Linked DNA regions of Homo sapiens: region 1 is linked to region 2. Evidence: chromatin loops called from intact Hi-C (ENCODE). Cell type or tissue: chondrocyte. All regions are shown on one strand.

What was found. Peaks named below come from ENCODE experiments on the same cell type or tissue, not always from the same donor. Only the 100,000 strongest peaks of a DNase experiment are listed, where the experiment ranks them.
Region 1: it touches region 2 in a loop (4-fold over the local background); 4 of 110 quality-filtered maps call a loop at or near these places.

The regions. Positions count from the first base shown.
Region 1 is chr3:75,576,975-75,584,974 of GRCh38, reverse strand. No RefSeq gene overlaps it. Among named protein-coding and RNA genes, the nearest start is that of MIR1324, 50 kb to the left of the region's middle. RefSeq lists a silencer at 4,511-4,720. In chondrocyte, CTCF peaks have their summits at 4,333 and 4,580 (motif pointing right); no DNase peak of the experiment used is centred here.
Region 2 is chr3:75,431,333-75,439,332 of GRCh38, reverse strand. LINC02018 (long intergenic non-protein coding RNA 2018) reads right to left here and starts at 4,025. Exons shown (of 3, transcript NR_151705.1): 1 at 3,920-4,025. It also overlaps the pseudogene FAM86DP. RefSeq lists silencers at 3,312-3,741, 4,062-4,471 and enhancers at 3,812-3,991, 4,702-4,761, 6,161-6,455. In chondrocyte, no CTCF peak of the experiment used is centred here; DNase peaks (open chromatin) are centred at 3,682 and 4,022.

The DNA of each region.
Region 1 (8,000 bases), 150 kb before region 2:
GAGCTTGTTAAAAATACATTCTCCTAGAGCCCACTCTTCAAGAGTCAATGAGTTGCTTCATTATCAAAATATATACAGAATCCAGCCGGTCTTCAGCGCCAGCCTGGTCTGAGCCACTGTGGACTCTCACCTGCAGAATCTCATTGCTGGTCTCCTTGCTTCTGCTCTTCTTACCTTCTTATCATCCATTCAAGTAGCCAGGGTGATCCTTTTTAAAGATTTTTTAAAATTTTTTTGAGATGAAGTCTCACTCTATTGCCCAGGCTGGAGTGCAGTGGTGCTATCTCGGTTCACTGCAGCCTCTACCTCCTGGGCTCAAGCCATCCTCCCACCTCAGCCTCCTGGGTAGCTGGGACCACAGGCATACACCACCACACCTGGCTGATTTTTGTATTTTTTGTAAAGACAGGGTCTTGCTATGTTGCCCAGCCTAGTCTTGAACTTCTGTGTGCGCCCACCTCAGCCTCCTGCATTTTTAGGAAGCCCCTCTTGTAGGGATTTTGATGCAGAGGCCTGGGTGCCTCATGTCTCCTCCCATCTCTCTCTGTCTTTCTGTCTCTGTCTCTGTCTCTGTTTATCTCTCTCTCTTTCTCTTTGCCTTATAGCTGCCCTGGGGACTAGACTCTGCCTTAAGCATCCCTCTGACTCCTGTTTGCTTTTACACTGAGGCTGCTTTAAGTAGCACCTTGATCTGAAGCCTTGGGCTTCTGTTCCTATTGCTTGCTTTTGTTGGAAGGGCTGTGCAGTTTCTTGACAAATTGCAAAGCTGCCCACGTGTTTCCAAGTCCCCAAGAACCAAACCAGATGACAAACAAGGATGCAGCCCACAGCTGGGGAGACAGATTTCATGTCCACACAGAGAATCCAAGATGCTGAACTGAAATCCACCCCGAAACCTGTTTTCTCTCTCATTTAAGTTCAATGTCACCTGGGGGCTTGCAGGGCAGGGCTGGTGACTATTCACAGGGCAAAGATGCTTTGAAATGTCAACTGAGAATGGTGTGGTGGTTGACAGATGGCACGTCAGGGCATAGATTAACATGGAAAGAGAAACTCATCCCTTGGGGGGAGTGTGTGAGGCTGGCAGCCACACAGAGGGCTTTTCCTGTGAGCTCTCGCATAGATGCAAACAGCCAGGAGGTTTTGCTTTCTGAGCCTGAGTGGAACAATGTTCCTCCCTGCACATTGCCGCTCTGCAGCAAATGTTCATTCCTGTTGCATTGATTAAAAGTGCTTACCAGGAGGGGCGCGGTGGCTGAAGCCTGTAATCCCAGCACTTTGGGAGGCTGAGGCAGGCGGATCACAAGGTCAGGAAATCGAGACCCTCCTGGCTAACACGGTGAAACCCCGTCTCTACTAAAAATACAAAACATTAGCCAGGCATGGTGGTGGACACCTGTAGTCCCAGCTACTTGGGAGGCTGAGGCAGGAGAACGGCATGAACCTGGGAGGCGGAGCTTGCAGTGAGCTGAGATTGCGCCACTGCACTCCAGCCTGGATGACAGAGCAAGACTCCGTCTCAAAAAAAATAAATAAAGTGCTTACTGAAAGGGTTTGAGGGGAGTGGTGACAGTGTGAGTTATGGCTCTGCCGGCTGCCAGTGGATCCAGCCGCTCTGCACAGCTGTGCAAGTGTGTTTTGAAAAGTGGCTCAGGCGGCCAGAAGTGACTGGGTGTAAGTGTTCCTGCCACAACATCTTGTAGCCTGATTGGGGCCGTATTTGCAGAACGCCTAAACCACTACACTTGTTCAGGCTTAAAAATAAGCTTCCTTTTTTTTTGTTTGTTTTGGTTTGTTTTATGAGACGGAGTCTTGTTCTGTTGCCGGGTTGGAATGCAGTGGCATGATCTCGGCCCACTGCAACCTCTGCCTCCTGGGTTCAAGTGATTCTCCTGCCTCAGGCTCCCGAGTAGCTGGGACTACAGGCGTGTGCCATCATGGCCAGCTAATTTTTGAATTTTTAGTAGAGATGGGGCTTCACCATGTTGGCCAGGATGGTCCGATCTCTTGACCTCGTGATCTGCCCACCTCGGCCTCCCAAAGTCCTGGGATTACAGGTGTGAGCCACCGTGCCTGGCCAAACATAAACTTACTTTCTTACATCTTCTGCTGAACTCTATTTGCTTCTTTTCCCAAACGTCTTTATCCAAAACAGCTTTTAGCAACAAAGTTACCCAATGCCCTTCCCTAGTCTCTCCTTGCAACTGGCTCTCAGCAGGGGGTAGGAGGAAATCCTTGACAGAACCAATTTACATGACTGTTTGGAGGACTCTGGCTAGCCCCAGGAGGTGTTTGCATTTTTAAATAGGTTACTAGTGTCAGAATGTTTCATGAGTACGAGCACAGCCTCTATGTTGGATGCCCTGAATTTGAATCTCAGCATGGCCCCTTTGTATATAACCAGAGAATGGATTTGGGGACCCAATGGATCTATCATGACATGAACTTGCACTAATATTCACCTGACCTCCAAAATGCCTATTCTGACTAGTAGACCCTAGTCTCGCCCTAGTGCCAGTTCACAGCCTGTGTCCAGTGATCCTGCACAGATCTCATTAGTTCCTTTTCCCCTGTTCAGTCAGCCTGGTAAAAGGCTGTGTATTCCTTTGGGGGCAGGCTGGGAGAAAAATTGACAGTATAAATTTTTGGCAGTGGAGCAGAGTCCTTTCTGGAGGGGACCTGGCTTCCCATTCGGACACGGGACTCTGGGTCTGTGAACTGGCTTATTTCTGGGAATTGACTGGGGACTGTGACTCTATGATTCAGATTAGACTTCTACTCACCTGACCTAGAACTCTTCTGCAAACACAGATCAAGTAAAAATGTGGCAGGCTTCTTATCTATTTCACTTCTAGGAATGCCACAATCAGCTGGCACCATAGGTCTCTGCGAGTCAGGCTATTCTGGTTGCAGCTTTGACTCTGCTGTCTTTTATGGTAACTGCATCCACCTTGCCTTTGGGGATTGAGTGCTGCAATCACTTGGCCCCGGCCCCTGTAGTGTGCCTATGTCACTTACCCTCTTTATACGTCAGTCTCCTCCTCTGTAAAATGGGCATCGTAATAGCACCCACCCCCAGGGCTGCTGTGAGGTATAGATGGATTAGCATATGGAAAGTAATAGAAGAGGGTCTCAAAGGCCATGTGTCGTTATCAGAATTATTTCATGACAGGGGAGAGCTGGAGGAGAGAGGAAGGTGCTAAGCAGACCCATGTGCTCTCCCACCAGTGTTTCCTGAGCACCTACTATGTGCTGCCCACTGTGAGAGCTGTTAGGGTTGAAATAGGGAGCACAGCAGGATAGGGGCCGCCATCAGGATCTTAGTGGAGAGACCATTGTGCAACATGGTTCCAGTGCTGGGGGTGGGGAAGCTCAGGGAGTACAGGGGCCTAGGATCCTGGGCAGAATCATGGAAAGGACACAGCCTCCCCAGCCTCTCCTGCCTCCACTGCCTCCCTGGCCTCCTCTGCTTCCATGGCCTCTCCTGCCTTCCTGGATTCCCCTTCCTCCCGGCCTCCCCAGTCTCCCCTGTCTCTCCTGCTTTTGAGGTAGGCCAGGAGCTGCTGGTGCTCACTTAGCCTGTCCTGGACTCTGGGTGTAGCACCTCAATGTCCAGAAAATACCCCCGGGTGAAGCTCATCACACAGCCAAGGAAGGAGCTCCACACTGACACTAAGGGTGCATCCTGGGCTCATTCATCAGGGCATGCCTCCAAAATATTTCCCCACATCTCCTCCCTTTGCCCACCTGCATTGTCTCTGTGCCTGAGCCCTGGCTGGGGGCCTGCAAGGATCCCCTATCTCCTCTGTCCCTGCACGGCTGGGTCCCAGGCAATCTGTCTGCCCACCACACCTCTCTCCCCTTGCCCACCACGCTCCAGCCCCACAGTCCTCTTTCTGCTTCTTTCCCAGCCTCTGGGCTTTTGCACACGCTGTTCCCTCTGCCCGAAGAACATGCTCCACTGGGCTGAGAACAACTCTCTGAGATCTCTCTCAGCTGTTGCTTCCTTTGGAACAGCCGCTGCTGCTGTCCCTCTCCCAGCTCCAAGACCTGCTGAGCCTCCTGTCTTTTTCAGTTCCCATGCACCCAGCACTTCTCCTTGGCCTCCTTTTGCCCAATTGACAATGTCCATTCTCAATGCCTTCTCACCCAGCGCTGAGCCCCACTGGGTGAAGGCAATGCCTGTCATGTTCACCACAATATCCCCTCCCCCATCACCACTCCTGGTCCACAGAGATGCTCAAAAAAGGTCTGTTGGTAGGCAATGCGAAGGTGCATTCATGTCATCCTGCAGGCGGAATTCTCCACGAGTTTTGAGCAGCCTCGGTTTTCCCACCACCTCCAAACCATGCAAGACACAGGGTAAGAGCAAAGACAAGGTGGCTGTGGCCGATGTCCACCCTCTCGGGGCGTCCCTTCTCCTCTCTCCTCCTTGGGCAGGGAGACCATCGGGGTGCAACCTGGCTGGGGCGGGGAGGAGGTGCAAGGCTTGGCCGGAGCGGGCCTGGCCACGGGCAGGGGACAGCGACCGCCTAGGCCGGGCAGGTGAGCGCGGCGCAGGCCCTGGCACGGCGTGTCCGCGGTGCGCGCGAGCGGCCAGCAGAGGGCGCCAGAGAGCCAGGAGCGGCCCGCGGAGGAGCCCGCGCCGGCCCCGATGCCCAGCTCCGCGCCGCGCGGACCCACCGAGCCCGCGCTCAGATGCCCCAGCTCAGCCGAGAGGCCGCTCGCGCCGGGTCCTTCCTCTTCCCCAAGTGCAGGCAGAGCCCCCGGAGCCATGGCCAGTCCTTCCGGCAGCTCCGAAGCCACTGGCAAGACCCGAGGCAGGGATGGCCGGCCCAGGAGGGAGGAGGACGACGTCCCTCCCGAGGAGAAGAGGCTGCGGCTGTTGCTGGAGGGAGGGGGGAAGGGCACAGCCCGAGGACTGCGAGGACGGAGAGGACGCGCCGCGGCCGGGCAGGGAGGAGACCGGCACCCAGACAGGTGGCGACGGCAGAGGAGTAAGTGACGCGGGCGCAGGGGTCCGGGGGTGCCGGGGGCGCGGGGGTGCTGGGGACGCGGGGTAGGGGCGGCGGGAGGCTCCGTGGCCGGCCCCGGGTTGAAGTTGGTAACTGAGCGGCAACTCCGGCGGGCGCGGAGTGACAGCTCGTGACGGCCTCCGAGATGTCAGCTGTCCCTTCTCGGCTGTGTGGCTTCGACTTCCTGATTCTCCCACGACGTCCCTGGCCGGGAGACCAGCTGGACTCTGCGGCTAGCCAAAAGGGGAGGGGGAGCCCCGCGTCCTGGGGGCCCCCAGCAGGGGAAGGGGCGGGGGTTGCTCTGGGCATCCTGTCTGGGTCATCTGTCTGGGACTCTGTCGGTGCCTCTCACCTGGCGAGGGGCTTGTGGTGGGGGTAGGGGGAAAGTCCCTGGCGCCAGGCTTGGCCAAGCCCTGCTCTGCTGGGCTGCGGGCTGGCGGCGCTCACCCAGCTCCTCACCTGCCCCGCATCTTCCTGTTTTTCTTCCCTTTCTTGTTGAGCAGCGAGAGTTGAGAGGAGGCAGATGGCTTCCATCCCAAAAATCGCTCTCCTCTTTCCATCCCTACAGAGAGGGACAGAGAGGCAAAGTTCCTTGCATCCCCCGGGGCGCTGTCCCTGTGAGCTCCCGGTGTCTTGCACACGTGGGCCCCTGAGTCACCGGGCCTGTGTGTGTGCGATGGGGCTCTGTGGTCAGCCTGTCCTCCTGGGGTTCACTTTCTGCTTTCCTACCCCAACTCTTCCTGTGTGGCTTTGCTGGCCTTCCAGTGGGAGGCACGTGGGTTTGGAGGGCAGATGAGGGCCCACTGGAGAGCTGTACCCCTCAGTGAGGGCCGCCACCTTGATGGTTTTTGATGGATAATGGGATTGACCTCTTTGTTCCTTCCACATGTTTTTATGTTTGACCATTTGCTCAGCTGAGCTCGTCTTAATAATTTGATTCGTGGTTAATGAGCCCCACATGGGAGAGAGGGCGGCCTTCATTCTGAACCCATTGAAGCAGCACGGGCAGCCCTCTTCGCCATGGGCTGCATCAGAGCCCCCGCTGCCCAGTCTTGGGGTTGCCCCTGGATGCTCTCTGGGAGGCTTGCTCATGGTGACATCCTCATCTCCCCGTGCACTTTACTGCATTCAGAGCTTGGGTCACCTGGACACTGAACTCAGGTGAATTTTCTCTGAGATCCCGGGAGAAGGAGGACAGTTCTCTGGAAGGTTTTCCAGGGCCGATCACGGAAAGGATGAGAAGGGAGAGGTCCTGGTCGGGGACACAATTACGGTGGCAGTGTAACGCTGGAAAACTTTATTGCCTGAAGTCCCTCTCACTCTCTCTACCTCCCTCTTTTACGTGGACACTGCCAAAGACCAGGATACCAGAATGCAGTGGAGTGACCAAGTGTAGTGGGACCTTGGGAACGCGAGTCTGGAACCAGGCGGCTGGGGTTTGCATCCCGGTTCTGCCCCTCCTTAGCTGGCTGACATGGCACAAGCCACTTACCCTCTCTGAGCCTTACTGTCTTCAGTGGCAGATGGATCGGTCAACAGGCCCCATTGCCTGGGTTTGTTACTGATGAGATTAAGGGAAGCTCGTCCATAGAAGCACTTAGCATTGTGCCTGGCACATAGTGTATGGTGGATAAATGGGACTTAGGACTGAAACTCATGCCTTGGTTTGTTTTTGCAGTGAAGTTTTGTTCTGGGGTGCATCACAAGAGACAAGGTTCTTGGCTGGGTGTGGTGGCTCAAGCCAATAATCCCAGAACTTTGAGAGCCCAGGAGTTTAAGACCAGCCTGGGCAACGTGGTGAAGCCTCATATCTACCAAAAAAAAAAAAAAAAAAAAAAAAAGCCAGGTATGGTGGTGTGTGCCTGTAATCCCAAGTACTTGGGAGGCTGAGGTGGGAGGATTGCTAGAGCCTGGAAGGTCCAGCTGCAGTGAGCTGTGATCATGCCACTGCACTCCAGCCTAAGTGGCAAAGTGAGACCCTGTTTCAAGGAAAAGAGAGAGAGAGAGAGACAGACCCACAAGTGTCTTAAGCCAGAATCTCCATGTTAAAATGCTTTCTGGAGGCTGAAAGAATGACATATTGATAATGAAATATTTAAAAGGCAGAAACCCCACTGAATTTCTTGGTCCACAGAGGGAAATGGGAATCGCATGACCTGAAGGATGATGCAGGAACTGAACAGAAACCATCCTTGTTTCCTGAATCTGAATATGGCACCCTCTTTTCACGGTGTCTGTATCTGCTCGTCCAGCAGCCGCTCGAAAAGAGGGAATCTTGATTTTCAAATTTAAAATTTGGCCCAAAGCCCACTGCTGCCCACAATGCCCGCCAGACACATTCCTCTTCCCTTTTAGTTTCTATGGGAATACTCTCTTTGAAGAACCCATGAAGCAGTGTCAGGCTGGTGTGAGGATCAGCAGCCGTTTCTTTGAGGAGGAGAGCCTGTTTCTTCACTCACAGGCCATGTCTGAGTGGATCAAGAAGAACAGAGTGCCCTTTTATGAGATTTTTCTGCGTAGACCATTAACTTGGTAAAAATGTCGAAACCATCCTCGTTCTTTAATAGATTATTTTGGACTTTTCTTTGCAAGAAGCAGCATGGGCATTCAGATGCTTTTAAGGATAAAATGTTCTTTCTCATCCCCAGGCCTGGTGCTCTGGATGGCTGAGGTTTTAATGTGACTGGATGTCCCTTGGAGTGGCTCCCAGGCTGTGATCTTGTGGTTGGGTGGCAAGGGGTTGCTTTATTCGCTGGTGGCTAGAGGATGTTTTAACAGGTAAATCAGGCCCCCAGGAGCCCCTGAGTGCCAAGTCCTGCTGCAGGGCATGTGTTTATGGTGGGGAGGTGGGGGGGGGTGGAGTGTGGAGGGTGGGGGGTGTTGATTTCCTGCCAATATCAGAAGTTTCACAGGCTTCTTGTGTATCCACAAACACCCACCCCATTGAAAAGGCCTAGAAAACCTGGCCCTTCCCAAGCCTTTATT
Region 2 (8,000 bases):
CATTCTCTTCTTTTATAAGGACACCAGTCATTGCATCTGCCCCCTCACTAGCAGCCCCCAATCCAGGATGACTCATCGTTACTTGATTACATCTAGAAAGACCCTATTTCCAAATAAGGTCACATTCCTGGGTACCGAGGATTAAGATTTCCAACTTTTTCCCTGACCCATTTTTTTTTTTTTTTTTTTTTTGAATCAGGGCCTCACCCTGTCACCCAGGCTGGAGTACAGTTATGTGATTATAGCTCACTGCAGCCTCAAACTCCTGGGCTCAAGGGATCCCCTGACCTCAGCCTTCCAAGTGGCTGAGACTACAGGCGCACACCATCATGCCCAACTAATTTTTTTTTTTTTTTTTTGTACAGGTTAGGTCTCACTCTCTTGACCAGGCTGGTCTGACCTCAAGCGATTCTCTTGCCTTGGCCTCCCAAGGCACTGGGATTACAGACATTATCCCGTGCCTGGCCTTCTTTCTACATCTCAATCATTGTATCATTAGCCTGAGCTGCCCATATTCCTTATTCTGCCCATCCCTGACCAATCTCCTCCTTTAACATAACTTCCATCTCGATATCATGGGGCCTGCTGGGCACTGCAAACAGCCTAAGGAAAGTGGAAACTTTACTTAACCTTAAATTCTATTACAAAGCCCACATTGAACGTAATTTATATTTGAACTATAAAAATTTTCTGTAAGTTGAAACATGACCTATAAAGGTCTCTACACCCTGAAGCAACGTTTTAGAAAGAAATCAACTGGTCCTTTTCTACAGAAACCATTAACCATAGGAGAGATAAAAGAAAAACTTCAATGTACTGATTGAAACTTCCATGCCCATAGCTTAACTTCTAAAAGGCAACCATTCCATACTGTTAAACTGCCTTAGGTTGTTATTACTATTATTAAAGAGACCCTGAAAGCCAGAAGTTGAATCTTGACTGTAGTTCTTGCACGTACACGCACACTCTTGCAACTGAAACCACTCAGATTGTCCTAATGCTGCTCCCCATAGCAACACCACCTGGAATTTTACGTTTGTTTTTAAGCATCAGTCGTAATCTTCACTTGCACCCGAACACACAGCACCTGTGAGAGCCACGTGACATTAAAAAAATCCCTTCAGTGAGGCCGGGAATGGTGGCTCATGCCTGTAATCCCAGCCCTTTGGGAGGCCAAGACAGGTGGATCATGATGTCAAGAGATTGAGACCATACTGGCCAACATGGTAAAACCCTGTCTCTACTAAAAATACAAAAATTAGCTGGGCATGGTGACGCGTGCCTGTAGTCCCAGCTACCCGAGAGGCTGAGGCAGGAGAATCGCTTGAGCCCGGGAGACAGAGGTTGCAGTGAGCTGAGATCGTGCCACTGCACTCCAGCCTGGCAACAGAAGGAGACTGCCTGAAACAAAAAAATCCCTTCAGTGCCTTTATCCTTCCAGATTCAGATCCAAGAGAGATGACATTTGTCCCTCACCAGAGACTGCACACCAAGATAAAGATTTCTTCTGGCCAGGCGCGGTGGCTCACGCCTGTAATCCCAGCACTTTGGGAGGCCGAGGCAGGTGGATAACCTGAGGTCAGGAATTTGAGACCAGCCTGGCCAACGTGTTCAAACCCTGTCTCTACTGAAAATACAAAAATGTCCCGGCAGGGTGGCTTATGCCTGTAATCCCAGCTACTCGGGAGGCTGAGGCAGGAGAATCGCTTGAACCTGGGAGGTGGAGGTTGCAGTGAGCCGAGGTCGCACCATTGCACTCCAGCCTGGGCAACAAGAGAGCAAAACTCCGTCTCCAAAAAAAAAAAGAAAAAAAGATTTCTTCTGTGTGCATGGCTCAGCTCTGTGGTCCACTAGCGTCCTTCCTCAATCTGCTTCCAATCTATGGACTCAGGAAAGACTGAACCAACCTAGATTTATTAATATTTTAGTATAACATAATACAGTGTTACTTACTATGGCATTGACCGTATATGCCCTTTTGCTCCTTGGAGGAAAGACAATTAATAGCTATTATGTGAGTTAATAAAATAAGCCCAAGATTTATGAGTATAGCTAACCTGTTCCCATTGGTTTTCCTTGTCTCCTGCAGGCAGAGAGCTGATCAAAACAGCAAAAGCAAAGCAGTGCCCCTGGCCCAGTTCTGAAGCCAACCTTCCTTAATCACCCAGACCCATCCCTGGTTAGGACTTGCTGTGGATCCTCAGGTGACTCCATCTCAGGATAGAGGGACTGAGAGGGTGTATGCAACATCTCAGACACAGAAACCGTTGATTCTGTCTAAAAACACAGCAATAACCACATCCCATCCTCTTGATTTAAATGAAAGTGTTTGGGGGAATAAAAGATGAACCTTTTTTTTCTTTGTCAGATCTTGCGCTCATTTGGTTCTGGTGGGGAACAACAGCTATAAGAGAACAAGTGTATTCAATTCGAATTAATTCCCCTCTCTTATTCTCATAGCTGAGCAGGGCTCAAGTGCCTCTCATCTGAAAGAGGTAATAAGATTTTATCTGTCTCCTCATCTACCTTTTGCAAGTATACTTAACAAATTAGCTCTCGAGACTCTTCCAAATGGAGTTTTATGAGGAATTTGCTAAGGTAAACGTTTTAGACTTTGAACACAGTTCAGATTTCGGGGGCAGTACTGAAATCTGAACTGTGTTGCTAACTGCCCTGCCTTTCAACTCAAGACACAATAACTTTGAACTAAAATAATTATATTTTTGTTGTTTTCCACTCTGTCCCCACGTCTATATCACCACCACCCCCCCATCCCACCCCGCAGGAGCTAACTCCTCTTTCCTGTCCCTGCAAGATCAAAACTCCTCCTGCAAGCCCCGCTAGCTCTGTCTGCTCATCTTTGTGGCAGATATCGCTATTGTACTTTTATACTCATTTGTGTGATAAGTACTTCAATGTCCACTTCTTCCACGAGCCCCTGAGCCTCTGGAGGGCCCAGACCACACCTAGTCTTTCTCACCGTTACATCTCCCTTGTCAGGCACATGGTAGGTGCTTAATAAGTATTTGGTGAACGAATGGCTTGTTTGGAGACAGTCCAAAGGCTGGAGGACAGAGGGAAAGCTCCCTCCTTTCGGGCCCCAGACGGGTGGCGCTGATGGAGAGGTTAGGATAAGGCCTCCAGGACCGAAGCGTGCACCTGTAAGGCCCCTGCTAAAAAGACCTTCCTGAAGGCGGAGGTACTGCGAGAGTGTCTACGTTAGCCCAAGGCCTGACCCGACGATCCCAGGGACCCTCGCCCTAACTGGCCCCGCCTCCCGGGCCCCAAACCCAGACTCGGCCCCGCCCGAAGCTCCGGATCCTGGGGCCCGCCCCTGGCCCCGCGTCGGCCGACCGTGGGCTCGCTCCTGGGCGTGCCTCAAACCCTCCGCAGGTAACGCCTCCCAACTTGAGCCACATTCCGATCCCCTCCTCAAACCCCTCCCCGTTTCCCACACCCTGGATCCCTCGCTCCGTCTCGGCCCCGCCCCAAGCCCAGCTAGGTCTCGGCCCCTGAGCCCAGCCCCGACCGGCCTCCCAGTCCCTGGGTCCCTCCCGACACCGGCCCCTCCCTAAGCTCCGCCTCCCAGGGCCCGCCTCCTGAGCGCAGCTGGCAGCCCGGACTCGGCCCCGCCTCCTGGACCCTGGGCCCCTCCCCACGTCGGCCCGTCCAAAGCTCTGCCTCCCAGAGTCCGCGCACCGCCTGGCCATGTGCTACGACATAGTCAACCCCCCGCCCCGGCCCCGCCTCCTGAGCCCTTCTCTGGGTCTGGCCTTAGCCCCACCCTAAGACCTGTCTCCTGGGCTCTGCTCTGAGTCCCGCCTCCTGAACCCAATGGCGTTTATCCCCGCTCTAATGCTCGCCTCCAGGACTCTTATCCTGCCCACACGCAAGGCACCGCCTCCAGGACGCCACCAACCTGGACGCTTCTGAAGCCCAGCTTCCAGGATCGCCCTATCCTGACTCCGCCCCAGGACCCGCCAACCTGGACTCTACCCAGGACCTGCCCCAACGACGCTTATCCTGGCCCTACCCCAGGCCTCGCCCTCCTAACGCTCATCCTGGCCCCGCCCTACAGCCCGCCCCCAGGACGCTCCTCCTGACCCTACCCCCAGGCCCCGCCCCCTCTCTGCCGCCGCGCACTGCCCTGGGCCCACCCCCTCTTCAGTCCAGGCCCGGCTTCCGCCCGGTCTCCCGGCAACGCTGCGGCCCCGCCCACGTCATGGCGCCCGAGGAGAATGCGGGGACCGAACTCTTGCTGCAGAGTTTCGAGCGCCGCTTCCTGGCGGCGCGCACGCTGCGCTCCTTCCCCTGGCAGGGGGGCGGCGGGCGAGCGGAGAGGCCCGCGGGGCTCGCGGGAGTCCAGGGGCAGACGGGATGGGTCTCCGTGCTGAAACCCCCGGCGCTCCTGCCACGTGAGTTCCTGGGCTCTCCCCGGTCAGGGCCGCGAGACCCGGTCCCCGTCCCTGGGGCCTGGCCAGAGTCGCTCGCACCCCTCCTGCCCCGCGAGCTGGCGGCGGAAGATGAGGGCGTCTCCACCGCCTTGGGGGGGCAGACGCGTGCTCGGTGTGGGGTACAGTTCACGATCATTTTCACGACTTTTTAAAGGTAGTAATCGTTCTGGTCACTGGGACACAGCTGCCCTCGCCCATTCTAAAAAGTCAGCGCCCTCAGGCCCGCGGGTAACCACTTCATCCTGAGCACGGTGACCAGGTCACAGGCTGTCCCTCGTGCCTCAGTGTTCTCATCTGTATGTCGAGCACTGCACAGAATCGGATCATGCGCTGAGGCTTTCACGCCTGTGATGGAAGAGACAGAGAAGGGGGTGGCCTCTCCTCTCCCTGGGGACCTGCCATTCTCAGCACAGGCGCCTGGCAGGCAGCAGCCTCCCTTCTGCCAGCAGAGGGGCTTAATGCACCCCTCTCCATTTGTAATTCATGTGCAGTGAGCTCACTGGGATGAGTCAGTTCGGATATATATTCCTCCCTGGGTCTGCCCCATTTTATGGGGTGTTGCTTAATCATTTGCGTTATTCCATTGACATAAAATATTTAGCACTCAGAGATCAATTTTAGTCAGGAGAAATTTGTGCATTTTTAACCCAAAATAGAAACCTTCATAAAAGCATCATAGGTCTCCATTCAATATTGACTATAGTTGTTCACATGCCCACACTGAATGCTAACTTCGGCTCACCCTCAACACTGACGAGGTGGGTACTATTATTATCACTCACTTTTGACCAGAGAGATTGTTTGATTAGGGTGAAGTAGTTGAGAGTTCAGACCCAGGAGACAGCCTGCCTGCTTCGAATCCTGGCCCAACCCCTGGCCCTGTGTGACCTTGGGCAAGTGACTGCATCTCTCTGTGCTATTGTTTTCTTATTAATAAAATGGGGGATATAATGATACCTACCTCTTAGGGTTGTTGTCAGCGTTGAGTACAAAAGCCTGTGGATCAGTGCCTGGCTCATGGTAAATGCATGTCGGTGTTAGCTGGTGTTTTTATTCAGTCACAAAATGTTTAATAAATGCCTTCCATGAGCCAGGCACCATGGATCAGCAGTACCCATGATAGATGAGGCTCTGCTTGCATGGGAGAGCCAGAGAATAAACAAATAAATGAATAAACAAGAAAAGACCAGATGAGAGTGGCTTTAAAGCCAATAAAACAGGGAAATGGTGAATGGAGCAACTGGGGAGAAGAGTCACCAAGGTCGGGGAATCAGGGAAGCCTTCCCCAAAGAGGTGGTATTTGAACTGGGGCCTGAGTGGTGAGGCAGCCAGCCATGGGAAGGGCTTGGGGAACAGGATATGCAAAGGCCCTGTGGTGGAAACAAGCCAGCTATGGTTGAGGAAAAACAGCAAGGCAGCCAGTGTGGCTGGAGTGGAGTGAGCAGGGTGGGCCAGGGGTGAGGGAGAACAGGCCAGAGAGAGGGATTAGGACCAGGTCTTGTAGGGCCTTTTATGGCATGGAAGGAGCTCTGAAGCAATGAAGTGCCTTGCCGTGGGTCACATACCAGCCGAGACAGTTTGCCTAACTCAGGAGCCAAAGCTTGCTGCTGGGCTTGAGGCCCCTGTAAGAGGACAATGTAACCCAGGCTGGTATGAGCACATTCTGCATTTCTACTTAAACTCAGATGGCAAGCCCATCAAACCTTGTTGCCATGGCTGCCCTGGTAATTCCTGGCTGACCAGTGCAACCAGGGAGCTGGCCCATGACCCGGGTGGCCGCTAAGTAGCCATGACTAATGCGGCCAAGAGTCAGTCTTCTTCCTGTGACTCATCCAATTGCACCCAGCGACATCTGAAGGTCAGGCTTTCAGCCACTGTGGCTTCCACTTCCAACTGGCTCCACGTCCCCAGGGAGGGATCACATAGCGCTTTGCCAACACATTCTATTGCGTGTTTTAATGTTCCTGTGAATGCGCCCTTGAGATTTCTCTCTCTCCCGTCCACACAGAGCTTAGAAGCAAAGTTAAGAGACTCATCAGATTCTGAGCTGCTGCGGGATATTTTGCAGAAGGTAAGAATCCCAGAGTCCCTGGGACTCATGACCCTGCCTCCTGAATCTCTCCGGAAGACCTGAGAGAAGAACCATAGGTGTGCTTATACCCTTTAAAAACACCCCTGTTCAAAGAACAAAACCATTGAGTCAGCACTGCAGGTGGGTGTCAGCACCTCCGACAGCTCCTGCACTTTCGTTGTCTATCTAAGACTTAGACAAAGACATCAGAATATACAAAAATCTGCAAGAGGGGTGAAATCTAGCGAATGTTTTTTAAACCATCCACAGCAAAAACAGAGATGACAGGTACAAAACAGCTTCTAGCATTTGGTAGATGCTCAGAGACTTTCTTTTTTGCATTCATGAGGCCTGTCCTGCCCACTCCTGTCTCTTCTAGACCTAAATGGGCCCTTGCTTTGCCCAGGGTGGGGTTTGGACTCAAGTGCATCTGCATGCAGGTGAGAGCCAGGATCACCACCCGGCCCAGCTAGAGGCTGACCTTGGCCTTGAGGGCCAAGTGCAGATCACCCTGCATCCTGGGTCTTCACCTTCGAAGGGCCATGAGCCCTTCTGAAAAGACAAAGCAATAGACTCCCTCCCAGAAAGAAGTACACCAGAAGAATATGTTTTCCATACAAACTCAGGGGAGACAGACATCCTCCACCCCCACCCACCCAGCCCATCCTAGGAGCCCCGGTGAAGAATTCCTGTGCTAGAGGTGAACCAAGATTATCCACATGGAAAAGATGCAGACACAGCAGGGAAGACTTTCGGGGCAATACAGTAGGTCAGGGCTTCGATCATGGAGATACCTGAAGTTATCTCACACCCTGCTCTGAGTTTCACCCTAAGCCTCACTCTCATAGGTGGTGAAGCATGAAATGTTGGGAGAGCTGCTTTAAAACCCAGCACAAGGCTGGGTGCACTGGCTCACACCTGTAATCCCAGGACTCTGGGAGGCTGAGGTGGACGGATCACCTAAGGTCAGGAGTTCAACACCAGCCTAGCCAACATGGTAAAAACCCATCTCTACTAAAAATAAAAAAATTAGCTGGGCGTGGTGGTGCACGCCTATAGTCCCAGCTACTCGGGAGGCTGAGGCAGGAGAATCGCTGAACCCAGGAGGCGGAGGCTGCGGTGAGCCAAGATCGGGCCACTGCACTCCAGCCTGGGCAACAGAGCGAGACTCTGTGTCAGAAAAAATGAAAAACCAACACCAGCATGAAGAGCCAGTGTATTGTGTGGGGTACTTTGCTGCCCTTGGGCAGAATCTGCATCCCACCCAGCCAGCAGGAGCTGCGGACTGTCTCCTCCCTCTCCCTCCAGGCTCCTGATTTCCCACCATCCCCACTCCTGCTACACCAGTCCCTCTGCCCTCCTTTCCAAGGGCCAGCCCGTGCCCACCTCAGAGCTTGCACAGGCTGTTCCCACTGCCTGGAACTTGCTCATCCTGCACTTGGCTTCTCTCGGCTTTAGTGGGAGTGTCACCCTGA